3 separate regions of the Mus musculus genome follow, and regions 1 and 3 are each linked to region 2. A link is a loop called in an ENCODE intact Hi-C map of the cell type or tissue named here. Cell type or tissue: heart. All regions are shown on one strand.

Region 1 (8,000 bases), 93 kb after region 2:
TGATGCACATCAGTCATATCAGCCTCCCTCACCCACCACCTCCTCCTTGCTCTCTGCTTTAGAACTTCTCAAGTTGGCTTCCAAGGAGAGACTCGCGCATGGTCAGCAGATCCCCTAGAATTACAAACAAAAGCTTAGGCTGGCCTTGAACTCTTGACCCTCTCGCTTCAGCCTCCTGAATGCTGGGATTATAAGGATGCATCACCACACTCAACCAACAGGTCCAAACTCCCATGGGCCACTCTTGAAAGAACGCACCTGTCACAAAAGTGCTCTGCGGCAAGCGAGGCACAAGACACTTGAAAGGAGGAATTGGAAGGCTCCCCCAGGGATTAGCTCTCGTCATTGCCAGTGGATAGGCTGTCTCCCATGGGGTGACCCTTCTTGTCAGGGTCCACCTGTCAGAATACACAGATAACAACTACTGGAGTTAGCCAAGGTGCCAGGCCTTCTCCAGCTGGCTCAGGGGCAAACCCTCCTGGCCCTGCCTTTTCCAGTTCAGAGGGTACGATTTCTTGAAGCTGAAAAGCCTCTGCCCTGTGGCTCTCATCTCATCAATGGTGTTGATGAGCCCACACCTGCCTACTCTTTCTTCTCGAAGCCAGTGGGTGATGCTGTGCTCCAGTGGTGTGTGTGTGTGTGTGATCTTTGGAGCTAAATCATATGTTTATCTAGGCCTACATCTCAGCCTAGGCCCAGGCCTTAGAGGACAGGATTTCCTTTAAGTGCATGGGCTCCAAAGGGTTCAAAGGGTCTCTGTAACAATGAATCATTGTCAGTGACCTGGGTCTAACTCTTGCCGTGAAAGTCAGAGGTTCTGCCCATTCCTGGAAAACGACTACTGACCGTCACAAAGGAAGGCCACATAGACCCTTCCCGCAGCTGAGGAAGACAATTCACAAATGGAAATTAAAAAGCCAGAGTCTGGAGCTGTGGCTCAGTTGCTTCCCCAGCGTGAACCAAGACCTGGGTTTGAGCCCCAGCTCTGCATGAAACCAGGTGCAATGGCACATGCGTAGGAGGGTCACGAATTAGAGGTCAGCCTGGGCTGCATGCCAAGACCCCATCTCAGGGAAGAGAAAGAGGGCTGCGAGTATGGAGCACAGGTAGGAATGCTTAGCTTGCATGCATGAGGGATCAGGTTCAAGTCCAGAGAAGGAGGGGGAGGGGGAGGGGAGGGAGAGAGGGCAGGGATAGGAGGGGGGGGATGCTGAGGACAGAGCACTTGCTGTTATGTTCAAGGGCCTGGGTGGGATTCAATCCTCAGCAGAGAAAGCAAACAGTGCCCTGTGCATACCTGTAATCCCAGCACTGCGTGTGAGGCAGGAGTTCAAGGTTAGCTTGGCTACCTAACAAGTTTGTAGCCAGCCTGGTCTAGGAGAGACTCTGTCTCAAGAAAAGAAAAAAGAAAACAAACAAACAAACCAAAAAAAAAAAAGGAAGGTGGGGTGGAGATATGACTCACTGTGAGAACACTGGCCCAGCCCAGGACCTGGGTTCAAACCACAGAATGGGAAAAGAAATCAAAATGTGAGAGCCTTATGTGCGTGTTGTTGTAAGTTGGCTGGTTTGGTTTTTTGAGATAGAGTTTCTCTGTGTAGCCCTGGCTGTCCTGAAACTCACTCTATAGACCAGGCTAGCCTTGAACTTAAGAGATCCACCTGCCTCTGCCTCCTGAGTGCTGGGACTAAAGATGAGTGCCACCAACGCCTGGCATATCAAAATAAATTTGTTCCAGGATAGTGAGGTTTAGTAAATCTCAACTGAGCATGGTGGAACACCTACCTACCTAGTAAGACTGTCTAGAAGGAGAAGGAAGAGGAAGAAGAGGAGGAAAATGGGGAAGAAAGGAAGGAAGGGAGGGAGGAAGGATAAGCCTTCTCAAACAGCTAGGATCAGAGACGGCATAAGTCACATTTCAGTATGTAGATGTCTTTATTCTTCACCCCATCCCCATGACACTTAGGGAAAGATCTCCGATCACCTGGATTGAGGCTGGATACAGAAAGCATCTTCCATGGAGATGTTCACCGGCCAGGTCCACAGGGTTCAGAATCTGGTCCTTGGGAGTGGTCGGTTTTCACACTCAACAAACCACATCTGGTCCTGTGAGAAGCCTTACAGTGCCTTTAACCACTTGTCCATGACCACCCTGGAACAGATAAAGCCCAGTGTACAGAAATGGCAAAGGGAAAAACAAGCCCTACTGTGTGTAAGGCACTTTGAAACATGGCTTTAAAAATTATTTTGCTTAAAGAAACACTCTCAAAGCTGGAATGATGGCTCATCCGTTAAGAGCATTGGCTGCTGCTCCAGAAGACCTGGGTTCAATTTCCAGCACCCACATGTTGGCTCACAACCATTCCTAACTGCAGTTCCAGGGAATGCCTTCTTCTGGCCTCAGTGGGCATCAGGTATTCCCATGGTGCAGTACATACATGCAGACAAATACACATACACACAAAATAAATAAATATAAAGATAAAAAAATTTCATTGTAATTCACCAGAAAGATTTAGCATTTCTGAAATGACATCCATCTAATGGTTTAGTGGGAAACTGACAGTCTGCTATAGGAAAACATTTTAACACATCTCTTACTAATAGATAAAATAAGCGAAGTAAAAATATATTAGTAAAAATATAAATGTTTTGAATTGAGAAGTTAATGAGCTCTGTTTCAGTATTCTGTTTACTCCAAGTCATTCCAATCATTCACTGTCCCAATTACTGTAGAATTAAATAAGTCTTCCTGTCACCCAGTGTCTTGCTATAGAATCTGTGCTGATCTCATACTCACAATCCTTCTGCCTCAGACTCTCAAGTGCTGGAATTAAAGGTGTGTACCATCTTGCCTGCCTGATGATGGTCCCCCAGTATCAACCTTGGCACATATTCTGTAGCAGTTCCTGCTCAGACAAACATTACATCCTACAGGGAAGCTCTTTAAACAATTCAAATAGCTTCAGGAAGTTCCTGAAACTGAGCAGATTCACTAAGCCTCTTCTTAAGAGTAGACAAGCCAAGTTTCTGAGAGTCACTCTCAGACCAGCCAAGTTGCAAAGAGAACTCTGAGACCAGTCCATCTGCTTGAAAGAAGCAGAAACCAGCTGAGCTGCCTTGAAGAGGTTTAGACCCATTAAGGCAACCTGGAAAGGATGCTCTCCAACCTGTTGAACTGCCTGCAAGCTGTGTGGTGTGCTCCAGGTTCACAGCCATGTTGTGGTGGGCTTTGGTGATGGGGCTGTCTTTGAGTCACTTCAGCTCCTGTAAATGACCCCTCACCCATATTCATGTAACAACTCCAGTAAAACCCACAGGTTCCCCAAGGTGGACTTTGGCGGTATTTGTACTTTGATCCTCCGTGGGCTCGTTATTTGGGACAAGTAGATGTGTGTGTTGCATGTTCCCAAGAAAGTCTTGTCACACGATAGCACTCCTCAAGAGCTTAATAAATGTCAGGGATTAACTGATCACAACAACATATGATGTAAAGCCATCTCCTAATCTCCCAGAAGGAACACTGATAGAGGTTCCCAGCCTTGTTGGTGGTGGTGGTTAACTACCTTTACTGGACACCCGGCATCCACATAAAGAACTGTCTAAACCCTTCCAGGTGGCTTAGGACATCAAGGATGTCTGTCCAGGCAGCCATGTGGGCAGACTCAAGAGCTCTGGAAGTCCTGGAAAAGACCGGGAAGTTGAAGAGGAATCAGGAAGGTGTCCTGCCTGGTGCAGCCTGCCCCCTGGTGGACAAGCTTGGATAACCCTACACTTTCAGGGTGTTCAGGCACAAACCACTCCCCGGAGAGTTTCTGCACCGCTCCAGTTGCACGAATTTGCCTGTGGATTTTGTCAGGTCTGGTTTGTTAACGTTGGAAGCAATATTATTATGGTGGCAATTTATCATGTGTGGTTAACCAAGACTTGGGCGATGCTATCTCCTGATGGTCAATTGAGATGCAGGGGCAGGCGCTCTGCATCTTAAACCTCCAAAGGGGAGCAGCGTGATCTGCATCTAGCTCACTCATCCCACGAAGGCTCATCCCCAGCTCCTTTTCGTCTGTTTGGATGCTGGTGACTGAGCCCAGCGCCTCATCCACGCTAGTTTGTTTGTTTGTTTTTGTTTTTCGAGACAGGGTTTCTCGGTGTAGCCCTGGCTGTCCTGGAACTCACTTTGTAGACCAGGCTGGCTTCGAACTCAGAAATCCGCCTGCCTGGGATTTTAATCCCTGTGCTGGGATTAAAGGCGTGCGCCACCACGCCCGGCTTGTTTTTGTTTGTTTGTTTGTTTGTTTGTTTGTTTGTTTTTGTTTTCTCATCCATGCTAGTAAGTGCTCTACCAGTGAGCTGCAGCCCCGGTCTGTTTGAGGGCAGGAAGGGACATCAAGTGGCTTGACTTTTGTACCCCACTTTCTCTGGTCATCAAATACAGGCTGTTCTGGGCAGCGAGTGACCTCGGCAGCAGCCTCGGTGGACTTAGAGAAGGTAACGTTGCTAAGGGGCCTGGCCATGTGTGGATGGCAAGTCCTCCCTTGAAAACTGGTCCCGATCACACCACCATCTGCACTGAGAGAGAAGTTGCTGCAGATGCTGCTGGCTCTTCCCGAGGGAAGCAAAGGATTGTGGGAGGACCCAGCCCCAGCCCCTCTCCCTCCTCCCAGCTCTCCCCTCACAACTTCTCCAAGCCTCCATGGCTCCCAGGGTGGCACAGTGCAGGCCCTCATGCTGTCAGAGTGCCCGAGTACCTGGCTCCCATTCCCTGCTGCTGCCAGAGTTACATGACATGTCTGTTTACAATGACCAGTTATCAACACAGGACTCCAAGAAGCACCCAGGATCCCCACAGATTCCTCCTCATCCCTGCTGAGTCCCAGAGGCTGCATTCCCGACTTAGAACCAGAGTCAACGATGCCTGGTAAGATGGGGTGTCAAGACTCCTTTCTTCACTCTTTGGACACAAGAGGCAGCCATAGCTTTGTAGTTCAATGCAACTCCTATGGACAAGTATGGGGTTCTGGGCTAAAGATGTCAGTTAGGAGAACACGCTGCTCTTGCAGAGGACCAGAGTTCCGTTTGCAGCACCCACATCAGGGGACTCACAACCATCAGTAACTCCAGCTCTGGTGCCCTCTTCTGGCCTCTGAGCTCACCTACGCTGCTGTGAGCATTGTCACACACAGACAGGAGCACACACCTTCAGTAAAAAAGAAAAGCGTGAGGAGCCTTAAGAGGACCAGAAGTTTCAGTACTGCAAAACCCAAAGGTGATTCCCTGGGTCCATGGAGTCCTGGTGAGTGAGCTGTTCTTGGCCTGACTCCTGCTTCCTATGTTCCTGTATTCTTCAAATATATAGCTGGATGTGGTAGTGTATGCCTTTGATCCCAGCACTCAGGAGGCAGAGGCAGGCAGATCTCTGAGTTCGAGGCCAGCCTGGCCAGCCTGGTCTATAAAGGAAGTTCCAGGACAACCAGGAATACACAGAGAAACCTTGTCTGGAAAAAATCAAACATACACACATACACCATACATACATACATACATACATACATACATACATACATACATACATACATACATTCATACATACATACACACATATACAAACATACACATTTAATCTTAGCATAAGTATTCATACCTGAGGGTATGCATGTGTACCAACTGCATGCCTAGTGTCCTTGGAGGCCAGAAGAGGTCCCCTGGACAGGAGTTACAGTAGTTGTAAGCCACTATCATGGTGCTGGGAACCAAAGAGTCAGCTGACTGAACGAACAGTCTACAGTGCTGGGAATGGAACCCAGCCCCTCACGCATCCCTAGTGAACGATGTTCAGCCCTCAAGGTGAAATCTGAATAGCACTGAAGGAGCTAGAGGAGCCAGGAGATCGGACAGGGAGAAGAGAGACAAACCCCAAGTGGTGAGAAATGTGTGGTGTGTTCAAAGAGCAGGCAAGAGCCAGGTGTGGTGGTGCGTGCCTACCATCCCAGCACTTGGGAGATGGGAACAAGAGGGTCAGAAGATTGAGACAATTCTTATCTATTCTTAGATGTCCTTCTGGATGACATAAGATCCCACAGCAAAGCAGAAAGCCCAAAAGCAGAGAGCAGAGCAGGCCAGGGGACCAAGAGCATTTGAAGGGGACAAGACAGGGAGAAAGAAGGGAATAGGGGATAAGGTCACAGAGCCAACAGGCCACAGAGAACCTGCCTGCCACCAAGAATGTTAGCTTCTTTGGGTTTTGGTTTGTTTTGGTTTAGTTTGTTTTTTGTCTTTTGAGACAAGGTTTCTCTGTGTTGTCCTGGCTATCCTGAAAGTAGCTTTGTAGACTAGGCTGGTCTCGAGCTCAGAGATCCGTCCTCCTCTGCGTCTCAAGTACCGGGATTAAGATTTATTTATATTATGTATATTATTTATTTTATGTATGTGAGTACACTGTAGCTGTCTTCCGACACACCAGAAGAGGGCATCAGATCCCATTACAAATGGTTATGAGCCACCATGTGGTTGCTGGGAATTGAACTTGGGACCTCTGGAAGAGCAGCCAGTGCTCTTAACCCTTGAGCTATCTCTCCAGGCCTGAGTGCTGGGATTAAAAATGTGCACCCCACCAGCAGTGGTGGCGCATTCCTTTAATCCCAGCACTTGGGAGGCAGAGGCAGGCAGATTTCAGAGTTCAAGGCCAGCCTGGTCTACAGAGTGAGTTCCAGGACAGCTAGGGCTACACAGAGGAAACCCTGTTTTGGAAAAAAAAAGTGCACCCCAGCACGGGGTTGTCTTCTGTGTTGATGAATGAACCCCACCCCCCAGTAATTCACCTACAAGCCAATGTTCTAGAATGGTTGTCTTCCAACTTACTTGACAGTGTATCACATGTGTGCTTTGTGCCCTTGGAGGCTAGGACAGGGTGTTGGCTCACCCATAATTGGAGTTGCAGGAGGTGGTGAGCTGCCATGGGAGTGCTGGGAATCAAATCTGGGTCCTCCACAAAAGAAGCCAGTGCTCTAACCACTGAGCATTCCCTACAGCCCCTGACATTGCCTTTTATTGGAGTGCGTTTTGAGCAGGAAAGCCATAGGGAGTTTTAAATTTTGTGTGTGTTTGTGTGTGTATGTGCGTGCGCACATGTCCACGTGCATGCCTATGTAACGGCATATATGTTTGATGTATATTTGAAAGTACCGATGTAGCCATTATATTGAGAACAGACTCCAGGGAATGAGTGTGGCAGAAGTGAAGCTCAGGAGAGACCGTCGCAGCATCTTAGGCCAGGACATTGATGATGTGGCCTGAGGCAGTGGGAATGTAGCTGCATAAGAAGCCATGGTGTCCAGGCATTTTCTAAAGATAACCAGTGGGTCTTGATGCTGGATTGAAGGAGAGTGTAAGAGGAGAGGTTATCCTCAGAGGGGTTGTGGTTGTAGCTCAGTTTGTAGAGTTTACCTCGCACTCAGGAAGCCCTGGTTTTGGTCCCCAGCATCGCATAGAAGTGGACCTGGTAGTACACACTCAGGAGGCAGGAGGATCCGAAGTTCAGGGTCATCCTTGACTGTGTAGTTCAAAGCCAACTTGGGTTACTCCAGACTCCGCCTCAAGATAGGTCAGGCATACTGCCCAACTCCTTTAATCCTGGCAGCTGGGAGGCAGAAGCAGGAGAGACTTTGTGAGTTTGAGGCCTGGTGAGTTCCAGGCCAGCCAGACTACATAGTGAGACCCTGCCTCAAAACAAACCAAAAAATCACCATCAATGTCATGGCTTGAGCGGCTCCAGAAATAAGCATAGGCGGTTTCACATTTGCTTGTCCACCTCTCGCCATCCTTTAAAAACAGCGCTGCATCTAAATTCCACAGAGGAGAGAGAAGGCATGCGGCTGGCAAAGTGTTAAAGGCACGGAAGAGAAAAACTGGTCAGTGTGAGCCTCAGAGGTCACCTCATAGGCAGTAGCATGTGCACAACACACACATACACACACACACATACATACATATGCACACATACA
Region 2 (8,000 bases):
GGAACGATGCTCTTACTAGAGTTGGGCTCAGCGGTACAGATTTGCCTGCTATGTACAGGGTCCTGGGTTCTACGTTTCCAGCAGCACCAAATACCCTTCCCTCCCTGTCTCTGGGAAATATACTTCTAGAGCACTGGAGTTCCTGTGATGTAGGAGACAGAAAACTGTCTGGATGTCTTGGATAAGGTGTGGGAAGAAACGTAGGCTCATGGGAAAAATACCAGAGAGGGCAGCATACTGAGCCAGGAGGTGGTAGGAGCTGGGCACCTGGGCACCACAGGTGCCACAAGCACCAAGTGCTGGTTGTATAGGTCTAGGCAAGACACTTGCATCTTTCCACATCTGATTCTTTCAAATGATTGATTTGGGGTTAGTAAGAGTGAAATGTAAGAAGGAACTTGGCCTTTAGAGCCAAAGGGGAAACTATCACCTAGGCTTGTGGGCAGGATTCTGTATTCCTGGCTCCGTCTTCTGCACCCTGTCTGAAGGGCTCATACTTAACTGGGAATGGGGAGTGTTGAGGAATGGTTCTCATGGCTGAGTCACCCTCCACTCCCTTTGCCCCACCACAGGTCAGCAACCGGTTCTTCCCGTACAGCAACATCAGCACCAATGTTATCCTCAGCCTTGATGCTCAGAGCACTCTTTCTACCAGTGAGGTGAGGGCTGGGCCCAGAAAATGTCCAGTATAATGTGAACGGAGCTCTAGGCCACTTCTGGTCCCTCGGGTTCCCGTGCCCAGAGCTCCAGCCTCTTGCTGTGGTGGTCGAATAGAAGAGAGCTCCTGGCTGGGCAAGTTCCCTCCAAGTCCCCCCAGAAACACTTGCGTTAATCTTCTAGTAAAACGTCAAGTAATAGCTGGGCAATGGCGCAGGCAGAGGCAAGTGGATCTCTGTGAGTTCGAGGCCAGCCTGGTCTACAGAGCTAGTTGCAGGTCTACCAGAGCTGCACAAAGAAACCCTGTCTCAAAAAAACAAAAAACAACAAAAAACAAAAACAAAAACCAGACCAAAACAATCAAATAAGGACTTCAAGCAATGCTCTGATCCCCTGTGCCCTAAGTCCTGCCCCAACCTTAGTCAGCCAGGCTGGTCTCACCACCATAGGCTATAAGGATTTTGGTCAGGAACCCCCTCCTTACGGCTGCTCAATCCCTCTGCAGGTGGACTTTGCCTTTGTGGTGTGGCAGAGCTTTCCTGAGCGGATGGTGGGCTTTCTGTCTGGAAGCCACTTCTGGGATGAGGCCCAGGGTGGCTGGGGCTACCGTACTGGGATGACCAATGAGTTCTCCATGGTCCTGACCACGGCTGCCTTCTACCACAGGTGCAAACTTTGCCCCTCCCCTGCCCCCCTCCCCCACAGGGAGAAAGGGCGGGAGGCTACAGTTCTAACCTGAGTGGGTAGGATCAACATCCCCGATTGTTCTTTTTGCTTTTTGAAACAATGTCATGGAACTGGGCTGGGGACATAGCTCTGTTGGTAAGAGCACTCGTCTAGCACTTGGGTTCTAACCTTAACGCTGAAACCGCACATCTGTAATCCTAACACTGGGCAGGTGGAAGCAGGAAGATTAGGAGTTCAAGGTCAATGTCAGTGGAATAGTGAGTTTGAGGTCAGCCCTGGGGATCATGGAACCCTGACTCGGGGACAGGGCCTCGCTATGTAGCCCAAGCTGATCTCAGGCATGCCATCTTCTGCTCTTGTCTCCCAAGTGCAGAGTTTACAGGTGCTGTTTCCCACCAGGCCTGGCTTCTGGGGCCTCTGGAAAGCGGGTCTTTAATCTGTTTGAACTTTATCCAGATATCATGGAACTTTTTGTAGATGTTTTTCCCCCAGGGGCTCTGCATGGAGCCCTCAGAACAGGGGATAACCCTCATGTGTACAGAGTGGGCCTAGCTGGTACATAGCCCCCCTGAATCTGGGTTTTGGGTAGCCATGTTTGGTGGCTTGGAACTACCTTGCACCCCCTACCCCCCCCCCCCCCACAGACACATCATCAAGTCATCTCTGTCAGAGTTCAGACTTGGGAACACAGAAAGAGGGCCGCCCGGAGAGACTGGAGGAATTCACAATCATTGCCCAACCCCTAAATCACAGGGCACATGGAGAAGGGTCATGCCCAGGGTGGGAGCACCCTGGGAGAGGAGCTAGGGGATGGGGTACAGGTCTTGGAACTTGGGGTCTGGGGTCAAAGATAGGGAAATGAATGAGGCCTGCATCCCCCCCACCCCCCAGCCTAAGGCTTACCATGTATCTTACAGGTACTACCACACCCTCTTCACCCACTCCCTGCCTAAGGCCCTGAGGACCATAGCTGATGAGACTCCCACCTGTGTTGACGTCCTGATGAACTTCCTGGTAGCCACCGTCACCAAACTGCCCCCTATCAAGGTGCCTTATGGGAGGCAGCACCCGGAGGCTGTGCCAATGGTGAGGCGACTCCAGGGGCTGGAAAGCCCTGATGGGGAAGGAAAAGAGGGCGGAGCCTCTTCACTCTCTAATCCAAATCTTGTTGCAGCAGCGTGAGGGTTCATAAAAAAACCAACCTCACGGACACGTTTCCCTCTCACCTCTTAGGATTCTGGGGATCCACGACCAGTGCCGGAGCCTCAGCCCCTGGATCAGGACTGCATCAACCGTTTAGCAGCAGGGTTCGGCCACATGCCTCTGGTTTCCTCTCAAGTGCGTCTGGATCCGGTGTTGTTCAAGGACCCGGTATCGGTGCAACGCAAGAAGTATCGCAGTCTAGAGAAGCCATAGGCGAGGCACTGCACCTGTCTGCTAGACACGAGAGAACCAACAGAGATGGATCAAAGTCCTGTCCCGGTTGGCCAATCGCTACAGGGATCCCTGAGGGCCGGGGCCTTCTCCAGCTGCAGTGGGGTTGCGTTTGGCACGTTTCGCACAGGCCGGTGTACAGGCTGATCCTGTTCCCTGAAATGCCTTTCTCTGCATCTCTGCCTGGTCGACCTATGTCTGTCAGACCTGCACTCACCTCCTTGGTGATCTCGAAGTCCTCGCACGATTCACGCCGAGTGGCCTTGAGCACATCACGAGGCCCCAGGGCCGGCCTGCAAGCTCCGTAGGGCGGAGTCCTGCTCTCATCTCTTTGGTCTGGCAGGTGCACTGTAAATATTTGAGCAATAGCTGCAAGAGTATTAACTGGTGGCATGCGTGGTGGAACACGGGCAGAATGTGCACAAGACATAACGCTGCCCCTTACTCTGGAGTTCCTGGTCCCGGTACAAAGCACACACCAGGATTTCCAGACTCAATCAAGCGTGAACAAAGAGGCCAGGAGTCGAAGATAACCAGAGGATTCGGTGTCTCGGCAGACCCGGGATCTTGGGTGACTAGCAGCACTGCACTACCAATCTTGACCACTAGAGGTCAGCTGCTGCACTACTCTCCCTTCAAAGGAATGGAGTTTGGTTTTGCTTGACATTTTGTTGTTTGTTTGTTTGTTTTTGTTTTTCAAGTAAGGGTTTCTCTGGGTAGTCCTGGCTGTCCTGGAACTCGCACTGTATGCCAGACTAGCCTCAAATTCACAGAGATCCACCTGACTTTTGCTTCCCAGGGTGCTGAGATTAAATTCATGCACTACACCTGGCTGCCTCTTGAACTTGGGGGGGGTCAGGAGGGGAGGAGGAGGCAAGACAAGGTCCCAGTCTGTAACCCAGGCTGGCTTGGAACTCACTGCAGTCTTACTGCCTCAGTTTCCCAAGTGTTAGAGTTACAGGTGTGAGCCACAATGCCTGACTGAATGGAGTTAAAGACTACGGATAAAATGTCGAGCTAGAGGGTCACTGGTGTGTGCAGACCCCAGGATGAAAACATGCAAGGAATACGACAGAACTCCACGTTGGCCTGCAAACTTGGGCTGTTGGCAGATGGGCTGGTCGCCAGGAAGAGGGCTGTCCTCAGCATCCTGTAGGTGAGAGTGGAGTAGGGGAGGGGAGGCTGCTTTTCCTGGGTTCGTCCACCTGGAACTGGAATTATCGCTTCCGAAATAAAGCACGTGTCCTTGCCCACTCACGCCCGGGCTATAAATACGCTTACAGCAGCTGCCCTGTGTGGCAGGGCGCTCAGGGTCAGCGAGGGGCGTGGCATGGAACTGGGGTGACTTCAGACAGTGAGGGTGGGGGGTCTAACCCAGCCCAAGGTATCGGGTGTTTTCCTTCTTTGATGGCTTCGGCCACTGTGGAAACTCCCGTGACTAGGTTGCTGGCTGGAACAGGCTGTCCCCTGAGGCCTCCCAACCTCTTTCTCCAACTTCACTCCTTGCCCCTGTATGACTCAGGTCCTTCCTGGAGCCTGTCACAGCTGGGTGTGGAAAGCCGGTCTGGGTCTTCTAATGGAAGCAGGGTGCTGTCAGATGCCTTGAGGTGCAAGGTGGGTGGGGGAGGAGCGGATTTGAGATTAAAGTGGGGGAGGAGGCCTGGCCCAGGGTCAGGAGCAGTTGAGGGTAAGAGGACTCACACAGCTGCAGTCTAGGCAGCCTGCCAAAGATGGAAAGGGCACCCGGTGCCAGGGCCAGCCCAGGGACAGAAGGCACCTTTGCAGTGGTGGCTTGGACATCCAGGACGATGGACTGCCTTGGGGTTGGTTGAGACTGTGTGGAAAGCACTGTTGCATTTCAGGGCTCACGCTGGGCTAAACATGCAGCTCAAGGCAGGTCCAACTTCTGCTGTCATCAGCCCAGGAATGAGGGACATCTGTCGCCAGCAGTGGGCCTCTCTGAACCTTCCTTTTTCTTGTCTATAAAAATGAAAGTAGGGTGGTGCGGGGCTAGAGAGATGGCTCAGAGGTTAAGAGCACTGACTGCTCTTGCAAAGGATCTCTTCCTGGGTTCCTCACTCACACATTGGATGGCACACAAACACATATTAACTCCTGTTCCCAGGGATCCAACACCCGCCTTCTGGCCTCCACAGGCACCCACACATGTGGTTCACATACAGATAAGTATGTGTGTGTGCACGCACACACACACACACACACACACACACACAATTTAAAAGAAAGGAAGAAGAGGGTCTGGTGTTTATAGTTCCAACACTCAGGAGGCAGGGGCAAGAGACCCTCTCAAAGTCCCAGGCAACCTTCTCTTGAGAGGTTTAAGGATGTGGCACACTGTGGTACCCAGTATCCAGAATCCTGGGGCTGGTGGAGGCTGAGGGGTGGGCATGTGATGCCTTGAGACTGGAGGGGTACATCTTCCCCATTCCAGGTCCACGCAGGTTTCACACAGACCTGACCCTAAGTAAATATGACAGTGCCAGAGACATAGCTTTTCTTTACAGTTGGAGAGAAGTTCAAAGGTGAGGAGGCCGGGGTGGTGCATGGTGCATGCTGGGATTCAGCTACTCAGGAGGCTGAAGCAGGAGGATGGCAATTGCAGGCTAGTGTGGGATATCTAAAAAGTCTGCTGCCTACCTCTAATTCCAGAACTTAGGAGGCAGAGACAAGAGGGCTAGTGAGTTGGCTGTGGGGGAAGGGACAGGCCTAGCGACCTGAATTCCCTCCCCAGAGCTCAGAGTAGAGAGAGAGAACCAACTCCCTGATCTTTGCCCACACACCATGGAACACACATGCCCACACCGATGCACAGACACACAATAATAACCATTTTTTAAAATTTTTTTAAGAAGACCAGGAGGAGTCCGAGGCTATCTCCAGGGCTACCTGAGCAGCCAGAGAAACAAAAGGAAACAGAAACTGAGGGGCTGGAGAGATGGCTCAGGGGTTAGAGACGCTGGCTTCAGGTCCCAGCATCCACGTGGTGGCTCTGGGCTCAATTCCCAGCACCCACAAGGTGGCTCACAACCATTTTTGCCTTCTAAGGGATCTGATGCCATCTTCCTGTATCCAATGGTACCAAGTATATACATGGCACATATATATCTGCAAGGCAAAACACTCATACACATAAAACAAATGCCATTTATTTTTTTTAAATTGGGGTGGTGGTGCTGGTGGTGGAGGCCAACCCTAGCCTTTCTCCTTACTGTGCCAGGACAGAGCCATTGCAGGAACTTTAGGAAGCCCGTCTGGCCCTTCACAAGAGCCTTTTCCAGGACACTGATCAAAGAAACTAATACACAACTACCCAGTGCTTAGCAGGCTCGGCTGTCTGCACACTCCTGTGGGGGAGATGTCATGATGTTCCTGGTCTCTGTATGAGTCACAGGCACTGAGAAGTGACAACCTTCAGTTGGCCTGCAATGACAGATATAAACATTGGCCTGGAACTTCCTAAGAAGGGACTTCCTATGAACTCTATAAGACTGGAGACAGCTCTTACCTCTTGCATCTGTAACCTCAAACCAGCTCAAAGGATTCTTCACACAGACTCCCGGGACACCCCTCCTGTCAGCCTCTGGACACATCTTCACCCTAACTAGGTCATGGTCACCCTCGAAACAGCAGCATCTATTATCTCGTGAGATAGGTCAAGGGAAGTGGCCTGGCCCTGAGGCTGTGAGAGCAAGATCTAACTGGAATCTATCACTGCCACTTTGGTCAAGGCCATAGATACACTGACTTGGCTTCCTGGGCTGGGGTACCAGGAAGGAAGAAACCAGACAGGTTTTTCCCTATAAAGAGGCCTCTTTCTCCTCCTCTTCTAGGAAGTCACATGGGGCCCACAGCCAAAGTGAGCAAGGCAGAGAGAAGCCTTGGGTGCCCTTTGGTCCCACATCTCAGAGGGAGTGTATAAATGCTGTCCCCATGGCCTTGGTAAGCCATGTTATATAGCAGAGGCAAGGGCTCTGCTCCCAACTGTGTAAAGCAAACCAGGGAGGGGTCCTTGAGACCCATCTCCCTCAGAAGCAAATTCCTCCTGGGCAAAAGGATAGAAACTAGGTTCTATCCCTGATGACCCCTGATGAAGATGTGTCCCAAAGAGTAGGACATTACCTCCCATAGCCCCCACGCCTCCCTCGAAAGTGGCTCAGACCTGACTACCTGAAGATGGAGAGAAAAAACTCCACCAAGTTATGGTTTGACCTCTCTGCAGTTTTTTTAGAGTTCATTCAGTTGGGCCTGTCAGTCACCCAGAGACATGCTAAGGAACAATTATCTCCTTGATTAGGACACTGAAGGCTCTCTGGGGTCCCACTTTACAGACACTTGTTTATAGACCTGAACTGCTAAGTTAGCTTGTCTTCCCAAACTCTAACTCAGAAGCCCGATTTCTCCTTCCCCCCTTTTTCTCTCATCTTGAAATTGTGTGTGTGCGCATGCGTGGCTTTCTCACTGTTCCTTTAACCCCCCCTCCCCCATTATAGTCATTCAGCTGTTTACAGAACTCCATCGCTGACCGTAATTCAAAAGCCCTGATTTTCTTTCTCTCTTCTCGCTCACTTTCCTTCAGTAGCTGCCGAGATTCATGGCTTGCCTGGACTGTGGGTTTTTGTTTTGTTTGTTTTCCTTCTCCCAAATTCTAATAAAATAGCCTCAGATCTTCCTCCTGAGTCCAGCTCCAGGTTCTTTTATCAATGAGACCGACCCTGCCAAGGGAACCCCCCCCCCCCCCCGGACAACCCGGTCACGTGTTACATGGATCTTGTTCAATTTTTGGTTCAGACACAGAGACCCTGGATCATACAGGACACCCCCAAATCCCTTTCTGTGCCTCAGTGTCTCTCCAGCGGTGGTGTTAGGATGACATCAGTTCAGGACCCTGCCCAAACACCATCCTGGAAGAGAAGTGGGGCCTCATCTGCCGTGTCCCCATCCTGTGAGCTCAGAGAGGCTAAGGAGAGCCCCACCGTGGAGTGGTCCAGGCTGTGCCTTGCTGGAATCCCGGCTGCACACCGGACAGTTCTACCCACAGGTCCTGACCGTGTTTCCGAGGAGACGGTGTCTGGCTGGGGAGTCATTCCAAGGGGCCCTGGCACGCCTGGCAGTTCTTCATGTCCTCAGAGTACTTCTCAATCTGGATGGTCATGGTGTGGAAATTGAACTTCCCCTGGAGGCGGTCCCTAGCCACCTTCAGC
Region 3 (8,000 bases), 64 kb after region 2:
TACAGATGGTTGTGCGCCATGGTGGGGAGCTGGGAATGGAACCATGGCTCTCTGAAAAAGCAGCCACTTACAACTGCTGAGTCTGAATCTTATGCCCTCTACTGGACTCCGTGGGCATTACACTCATGTGGTGTATGCACACAGCTATATACAATACACATCTAAAACTAATGGAAAAAAAAAAAGTTAAGTCAGGTGTAGAGGCACATCCCAAAACTCAGAGGCAGGTGGATCGCTGTGAGTTCAAGGCCAGTCTGTTCTACATAATAAGTTGCAAGGCAGCCAGAGCTATAATCCTATATAATAGAGAGACCCTGTCTTGAAATAAATAAATAAATAAATAAATAAATAAATAAATAAATAAATAAATAAATAAATAAAAAGACAGGAGGCTGGAGAGATGGGTTGGAGATTAAGATCCATTTTTGATCCATTTTAATCTTCCAGAGAGGACCAGAGTCCGGTTCCCAGCCTTCACACTAGATGACTTAAAAACAAAAACTCCTGTAACTACAGCTCCAGGAGCTGACGCCCTCTGCTGGCCTCTATGGGCTTCTACATGTACATACACATACACACATTAAAAAAAAAAGATTTATTTATCTATTATATGTAAGTACTGTAGCTGCCTTCAGACACCCCAGAAGAAGGCATCAGATCTCATTACGGATGGTTGTGAGCCACCATGTGGTTGCTGGGATTTGAACTTGGGACCTTCGGAAGATCAGTCAGTGCTCTTCCAGCCCCCACACATAATTGTATTTTAAGGTAAAATATACAGGCTTGTCTAAGGATATTCTCCTTAGTGAGTATACAGCTAGGCATGTATAAAGCCCTGCTTTAGTCCCCACTAGTTTAAAAACAAAACAAAATGAAATAAACAAACCAGTAAACTGCCACACACACACTCCTTCTATGGACTCCACCAGAGGATGACACAGCAGGGGGGCCTCACTAGGTACAAGACATTGGACTTCCCAGCCTCTGGAACTGCCTTTGTCTAATGGGAAGAGTGATTGTCTCAGTGCAGTGTTAGTTACTTGGTGTGTGTAGTGGAACAGGTACAGTGAGACACCCTGGACTTTGTCCATAAAGCTTTACTTATAAAACCAGAGACATGGGGGAGCACATCACCTTGGGCGGTGAAGGCAGCGATCAGGAGTTAAGGGTTATCCTTGACTACATAACAAGGTAGAGGCCAGCCTGGTCTACATGAGCCCTACCTCAAAACCAAAACAGAACATTTGTACCTAAGACTAAGGGATACAAAGGAAAAGTCTGGAAGCAGCTCAGACTCCTGAACCAGAGGACTACGTGGGGAGCATGCGGAGGGGCCCCATACAGGTAGATGCTCCAGCTGCCAGAGCCAGCAGTGTCCAGGCTCCAGCCTGCATGGACTGCCCATCATGTGAAGACATGGCTCCCTCCTCTGCCGGCTGAGGCCAAGAGGAGCCAGAGGAGCAGCCGTGAACTGCTCTGGGAGGAGCCTCCAGACAATGGCTGCCTTAGTTCTCCAGGGTCCGGTTTCCTCGGCTGTGACATGAAACCCATGTAAACTATAGGGTGACATTTAAATGAGATAATGTACTCGCGGGATTTTCTGTTTAGTTTTAATGCAAGGTCTCACTAAGTGTTACAGCATAATACAAATGAATAAATAATTGCTATTAATCAAAAAACGTTATCACAATGTACTGACTTTGATTTCTTTATGCTTCTCTGTTATTTTATGTATAGATTCTTACTTTATCCTATTTGTTGTGTGTGCGCGCGCTTATTGATCCGTGCTTGCCATAGCAGGGGTTTGAAGGTCTGTGGAGCATTTGAGGGAGTTGCTTCTCTCTTTTCACCACGTGGGTCCCAAGGATCAAACCCAGATTGTCAGTCCTGGTGCAGGCGCCTTTACCCACTGAGCCAGCTCATCACCAGTTATTGACTTTTAAGGTCAATATAAGGAAACAAAGAAGCATTGTCCGGTATAACTAATATCAATGGTGGAAGAGGGAATTCTTGTAAGCTCTTTGTTCCTTGGGACTTGCCACCGCTTAAGTGTGGCTAGCCTCGGCTCAGGAGACATACTAATTCCCGTGCTTTGTGCTGATTGTCTCATTCATGCTTTCTTTTTTTTTTTTTAAATTAGGTATTTTCCTCATTTACATTTCCAATGCTATCCCAAAAGTCCCCCATACCCTCCCCCCCACCCCCCTCATTCATGCTTTCAACAGCCAAAGTCAAGACTCATGCAGCCCAGGCTAGCCTTATATATGAACAGCTGATCCTCTTGCCTCTACCTCAGAAGCGTGGAGATTACAGGTGTGGAATAAACACCACACACATTTTATGCAATTCTCGGGGTGGAACCTAGAACTTTCTGTGTTGGAGGCAAGCCCTCCACTGACTGAGCTACATCCTAGCCCCTGTATACAGGTTTTTTTGTGAGTCAACGTCTCAATATGTACTGCAGTCTGGCTTGGGATTCTGCCTCCGTGTCTGAGTGTTGCAATTACAGGTGTGTGCCAGCATGGTGGGCTAACAAAGATTTACAGTACATAGAAGGGTTCGAATCCCTAGTGCTCACAGGTCTGCCGAGTCTAAAGCTGAAGGAGCCTTTCCCAGTCGCGGGGCAAGCCTAGAGGGTACCTTGTGAACCGGGGAAGCAGGCTGGAGTTGTCTGCATGCCTTCGCACTCTGACAGCCCACAGTTCCAGGCGTGGGCTTGCTCCTGGCACCCATCAGGGCCTTGCTTTATTGGGCAGCTGGATCCCTGGAAGGACAGTGCGATGCTCCCAAGGGACTAGGAAGATGCCTGCCCCAGGCTTGACTTCATTCAGGAATTTCACACTTGCCTAGACCCTAGTCTGCAGGTGGAGGGTGTCTGGCAGAAGGGCCCAAGTGCTGCCCGCTGAGATTGGGCAGGATCGCTCTCACCCAGGCCAACTGTTCCGAAGCCCCACCCTCCCACCTCTGCACCTCGAGGCTAGAATGCTAGCTCTCAGCCTGTGGGGCACCATGAGTATTAATAGCCCAGCTCTGAAGTTGTACCGATAAGAATGGCATCTCCTGGCTGCCCGGTCAGGCAATGACTCCAGACAAGCTATCCTCCCTCTCCACTCTGTGGAGAGATAATAAGTCACCATGGTGACCCGGGTTTGAGTACCTACTACTGAAGAGACAAATACACCACCTGCTTTGCCAAGCGCGTTCCCATGGCTGCCCCTGAGACTCTTCAGAGGTGCGTTCACTTGCCGGAGTCATATGTGGTAGAGCTGATCTTATCCGTCAGCATTTCCGGCCCCATCGGTGCGATGTGCTCAGCTTCACCAGGGTTGAGCCTTGATTCACCAACCCTTTGGTTGGTTTAAACGAACGAAATCGAGCCTTGCCCCAGAGGGAGCCTAGCTGAGCAGTGACTTGCTGGTCCAATTCCTTGAACTTCAGGAAACCCAGAGACTGGGATGGGGCGGGGCCAGCGGACATGGACTTCCAAGAAGCATCCTTTCAATGGACAGACACACCGTAGACTGGCACATTGGCCTGGGCCTCCTGACAACCAGCCCCAGGGGGTAAGGATGGAGCCAGCCCCTGACCGACTTCTAGAATGGAGAATCAGATGACAGGGGCAGCTGTCCCCACCCAGGGACAGCACGGCTCTGCCTGGAGCAGGCCAGGTTTCTTTCAGGCTTAGGCACACCTCCCTGGTGGGCTCTGGCCTCTGTTCCTTGCTGTCCTAATTTGAGGCGCTTCCCTGTGTGGAGCTGGTGTCTCTAACATTCCCTTTCAAGGGGCATCATTAGCACGGCCAGCCTTTGAGACCCTCTGCTTTTGACGACCCTCCAGCTCTGCCACTTTGCTTGTTTGTTTTCTTTTACGTGGGAACAGACTCGCTTACAGCCTAGAGCCTGAGCTGACTTGGAACTCCTCACGCAGCAGAGGAGTGTCTTGGATCTCTGATCCTCTTGCCTCCACTTCGAAACTGCTGGGATCATGGGTGTGTATCACCACCCACAGCTCAGATTTATCAGTCCATTTTGTGTGACCACGGGCAGGTCTTTCACCTCTATATACCTCAGTTTCTCCATCCACAAAGTGGGTAGAAATACATACTTCACCGGGTGAAACTATGAAGATTATCAATGCAATGTGTGTGTCTGGCTCAGAACAAGCAGTGTTAGTATCAGCTATTCCCAGTGAAGCCACACACACAACCATTATCATTGACCAGGGTCAGGTGCTCAGCCTAGGAGACAAAGACTTGAGAATAAGGACAGATCTGCAAAAGGAGCTTGTGGACACTTGACTCTACCTAGTTCGAGTGTGAGAGAAGTACACAAGTCACTGAGTGTCCTGCTTGTGTTTGTTTGTTTTGGTTTAAACGAAAAATGGTCTGCTGAGACTGTCTGCTTCAGGAGGCTCCTGTGAACTAAAGGATGTCACTCCAACCCAGAGACATGACTACTGGCAAGAGTTCAGACCTGCTGCAGCTGTGGCTTGGGAGGTGGGAAGCGGCTCAGCCAGGACACACAACACCTGACAGCTGCACTCACAGAACCTACCACCAGGGGGCAGGTTTGCCCCATCCAAATTCCCACTTGTCCAACCAAGGGCTTGGTTTGCGCATGATTGTTTTTATTTCAGAATTTTTTAAATGAATACAAAAAAAAAGAGTTCAGGGCTGGGGATACAGCTGAGCTGGTAGAGGGCTTGGGTAGCATTCACGAGTCCCGAGGTTATATCCACGGCACGTGAACCCCTGTGTGGTATCCCATGCCTATAACTCTATCATTGTGGGGGAATGAGAATCTAAAACTCTAGGCCAGAGCAGAGTTCAAAACAAACTCAAACTCGGCCTGAACTAAATGAAACCCTATCTTTAAAAATTAATTCCCCAAATCTTACCACAGACATCAATGGGGGAGGGGGTGTCTTCTGAGACAGGGCTCCATGAAGCCCAGGCTGGTACACATTAACTTTCTACAGCCCCTTTTCTGCTGTTGAGGTCTCATCCCACTGTCATCTCAAGCTTGAATTATGTTCATCCTCCTGCCTCAGCCTCCTTAGTCCAGGCTCCCCTTTCCTTTTGTTTCAGTACAGGAATGCCCTGGAAAACCAGGGAGCTTGTCCAGTAGAACAGTCCATATTTTGAGTGATGAGTGTGGTCTTTGTCTATTTCCTATACATCTGCCAAATTGACAGACATCATCTGAATTAGGCTCAGACTCCTTTTCTTGACAGAACTATTTCCTGCAGATGCTGTGTCCCCGTGGTATAAGTTTGGTCAGTTGGCTCAGGTTGTTTGCTTAAACTTTATGTTCACAACTGTTCACACCGCTGGTTTTATTACTGTTCTCTGGGTGAGCTCTACCTTTCAAATCTTATTAATCCTTGTCCATCTATTGGTTGGGATTCTATAGAAAGTAACTTTTTTTTAAAAGATTTTATTTATTTATTATATGTAAGTACACTGTAGCTGTCTTCAGACACACCAGAAGAGGGCGTCAGCTCTCATTACAGATGGTTGTGAACCACCATGTGGTTGCTGGGATTTGAACTCAGGACCTTTGGAAAAGCAGTCGGGTGCTCTTACCTGCTGAGCCATCTCACCAGCCCCGAAAGTAACTTTTAAAAGCCTACTATTTAGTTATCTGAGATAGAAAACACAAAAGAGCAGAAAACTGCTATGGTGGTTTGAATAGGATTGGCCCTTGGGAAGTGGCACTAGTAGAAGGTCTAGCCTTGTCGGAAGAAGTGTGTTACTGTGTAAAAGGGCTTTGAGGTCTCCTAGTCCTCAAGCTCTGCCCAGTGTGGAAGAGTCTCCTCCTGCTGCCTATAGATCACGATGTCTATCTGTACACTGCCGTGCTTCCTGCCGTGCTGGTAACAGACCTCCAAAACTGTAAGCCAGCCCAACTACATGTTCTCCTTTGTAAGAGTTGCCTTGGTCATGGTGTTTCTTCACAGCAATGACTCTAAGACAAATGCTTTTCTTTTCTTCTTCTTCCTCTCCTCCTTTTTTTTTTTTTTTTTTTTTTTTTTAAGACTGGGTTTTTCCTTATAACCCTGGATGTCCTGGAACTCACTTTGTAGACCAGACTGGCCTCGAACTCAGAAATCTGCCTGCCTCTGACTCTCCAATGCTGGGAATTAAAGGCGTGTGCCACCACTGCCTGGCTCTCCTTTTTAAAATTATTTTTGAGACAAAGTCTCAGGATGTAACTATGTATCTCTAGCTATCCTAGAATTCACCATGTAGACTAGGCTGGCCTCAAATTCAAGAGACTTACCTGCCTCTGCCTCCTGAATGCTGGGATTAAATGTATACTACCATCTTTAGCAATGTCAATTTCTTTATGCTAGAGGTAACAGATGTATTTTCCTTAGATATAATTATGAATATTAGTCAGGCTAATGTTATATATACATTATAAATTAATAGGATTTTATATACTCTGTTAAACTATCCTAAAATAATGTGTTCGTGTGTGTGTGTGTGCATGTGCCCATACATACACATAAACACTTGCATGATAGACAGGCTGCCTCACTGAACGGAACATCACCAAGTCAGCCATGTATGATTTCATCCACATCTTTCCCTCTCCTCTGAGCACAGGCAGCACTTTCAGAAGCTTTCATTCTTCCAGTGTTTATCTTCTGTTTTGTGCTCACTCTGTAGCTCTGGCTGGCCTTGAACTCACAGACATCTTCCTGCTGCTTCCCAAGTGCTTGCATTAAAGGTATGTAGCACCATGCCAGCCCCACTGTCTATCTTTTAAATATACACACTTAGGTCAGGCATGATGGCATATTTCTGTAAACCCACTCTCATCCTCTGAGTGTGGGGAGTCAGAGGTGAACGGATCAACAGATCTACGTTGGGCTGGTGTGATGGCTCAGCAAGGTAGAGGCACTGGATATACCCAAGCCTGGTGACCAGAGCTCAGCCCCTGGAATCCCTGTCTTAGTTAGGGTTCCATTGCTGTGAAGACACCCTGACCAAGGCAACTCTTACAGAGGCAAACATTTCATTGGGGCTGGCTTACAGATTCAGAGGTTTAGCCCACTGTCATCATAGCAGGAAGCATGCCAGCATCCAGGCAGATATGGTGATGGAGAAGAAGCTGAGAGTTCTGCATCCTGATTCGGAGGCAACCAGGAGAGATTGACATGCTCAGGCAGCTAGGAGGAGGCTCTCTGCAATGGGTGCAGGCTGAGCCTAAGAGACCTCCACAGCACACCCCCACCGTGACACACTCCCTCCAACAAGGCCAAGCCTTGGAACAGTACGACTCCCTAGGGGCCAAAGATATTCAAGCAACCACATCCCCCAAAGGTAGAAGGTGAAAATGAACTCCACTAAGTTGTCCTCTGACATACATCATACAAACATAAATCCATAATTTTATATTTAAGGTTGCTCAGGTGTGGTAGTATATACATTTAATCCCAGCAACACTCAGGAGGCAGAGGCATCTCTGAGTTCAAGGCCAGCTTGGTCTACAGAGACAGTTTCAGGCCAGCCAGGGCTATAAAGTGAGACCCTGCCTCAAAGGCAAAAGAACTGTAGAATGTAAAGTAATTCTTTTATTGGACGGATAGGCTTTTTAAAAGTTTAAAATATAAGCAACTAACTTTGTTAGTCACATAGAAGATGATGGCACACCGTAAAACACTAGTCTTGTTAGCTTCAGCTGTCAACTTGCCAGCTTAGCTATTTGAGGAAGTGTCCAGTGGGGGATAGCCTCTATCAGACTGGCCTGTAAGCACATCTGTGAGGGGGTTTGTTGATTGCCCAATGTGGGCAGTGCTATTTCTAGGCAGGCCAGCCTAAACTGTTTAGAAATGTAGTTGAGCCATGACCCTGGAGCAAGCCAGTAAGGAGCCTCCCCCACCCCCCACAGTTCCTTCCCTAGTTCCCTCCCTGACTTCCCTCAGTGATGGATGAATTCCCAGTGACCCTAACCCTGAAGGTTTAAGTCAAACAAACCTTTTCCTCCCCTAAG

Evidence for each region. Hi-C counts contacts between places; a loop is a spot of excess contacts. Peaks named below come from ENCODE experiments on the same cell type or tissue, not always from the same donor. Only the 100,000 strongest peaks of a DNase experiment are listed, where the experiment ranks them.
Region 1: it touches region 2 in a loop (2.4-fold over the local background); 7 of 42 quality-filtered maps call a loop at or near these places.
Region 3: it touches region 2 in a loop (8-fold over the local background); 11 of 42 quality-filtered maps call a loop at or near these places.

What each region holds. Positions count from the first base shown.
Region 1 is chr4:134,259,110-134,267,109 of GRCm38, reverse strand. Gm42325 (a long non-coding RNA gene) reads right to left here. Exons shown (of 3, transcript XR_881491.3): 3 at 1,823-2,152. It also overlaps a transcript of Grrp1 not described here. Among named protein-coding and RNA genes, the nearest start is that of Gm42325, 6.4 kb to the right of the region's middle. In heart, CTCF peaks have their summits at 608 and 3,743 (motif pointing left); a DNase peak (open chromatin) is centred at 3,739.
Region 2 is chr4:134,352,408-134,360,407 of GRCm38, reverse strand. It overlaps Slc30a2 (solute carrier family 30 (zinc transporter), member 2), which reads right to left. Exons shown (of 8, transcript NM_001039677.2): 8 at 5,924-8,000. The coding sequence ends at 7,880. Extl1 (exostosin-like glycosyltransferase 1) reads left to right here. Exons shown (of 11, transcript NM_019578.2): 8 at 573-659; 9 at 1,163-1,323; 10 at 2,262-2,430; 11 at 2,578-4,035. The coding sequence ends at 2,760. Among named protein-coding and RNA genes, the nearest start is that of Slc30a2, 13 kb to the right of the region's middle. In heart, a CTCF peak has its summit at 3,372 (motif pointing right); DNase peaks (open chromatin) are centred at 3,547, 3,677 and 4,297; H3K4me3 peaks cover 1,242 bases; H3K27ac peaks cover 2,710 bases; H3K27me3 peaks cover 1,421 bases.
Region 3 is chr4:134,288,820-134,296,819 of GRCm38, reverse strand. No RefSeq gene overlaps it. Among named protein-coding and RNA genes, the nearest start is that of Pdik1l, 5.6 kb to the right of the region's middle. In heart, CTCF peaks have their summits at 105 (motif pointing left), 3,073 and 4,557 (motif pointing right); DNase peaks (open chromatin) are centred at 3,089 and 7,799; H3K4me3 peaks cover 1,277 bases; H3K27ac peaks cover 4,226 bases.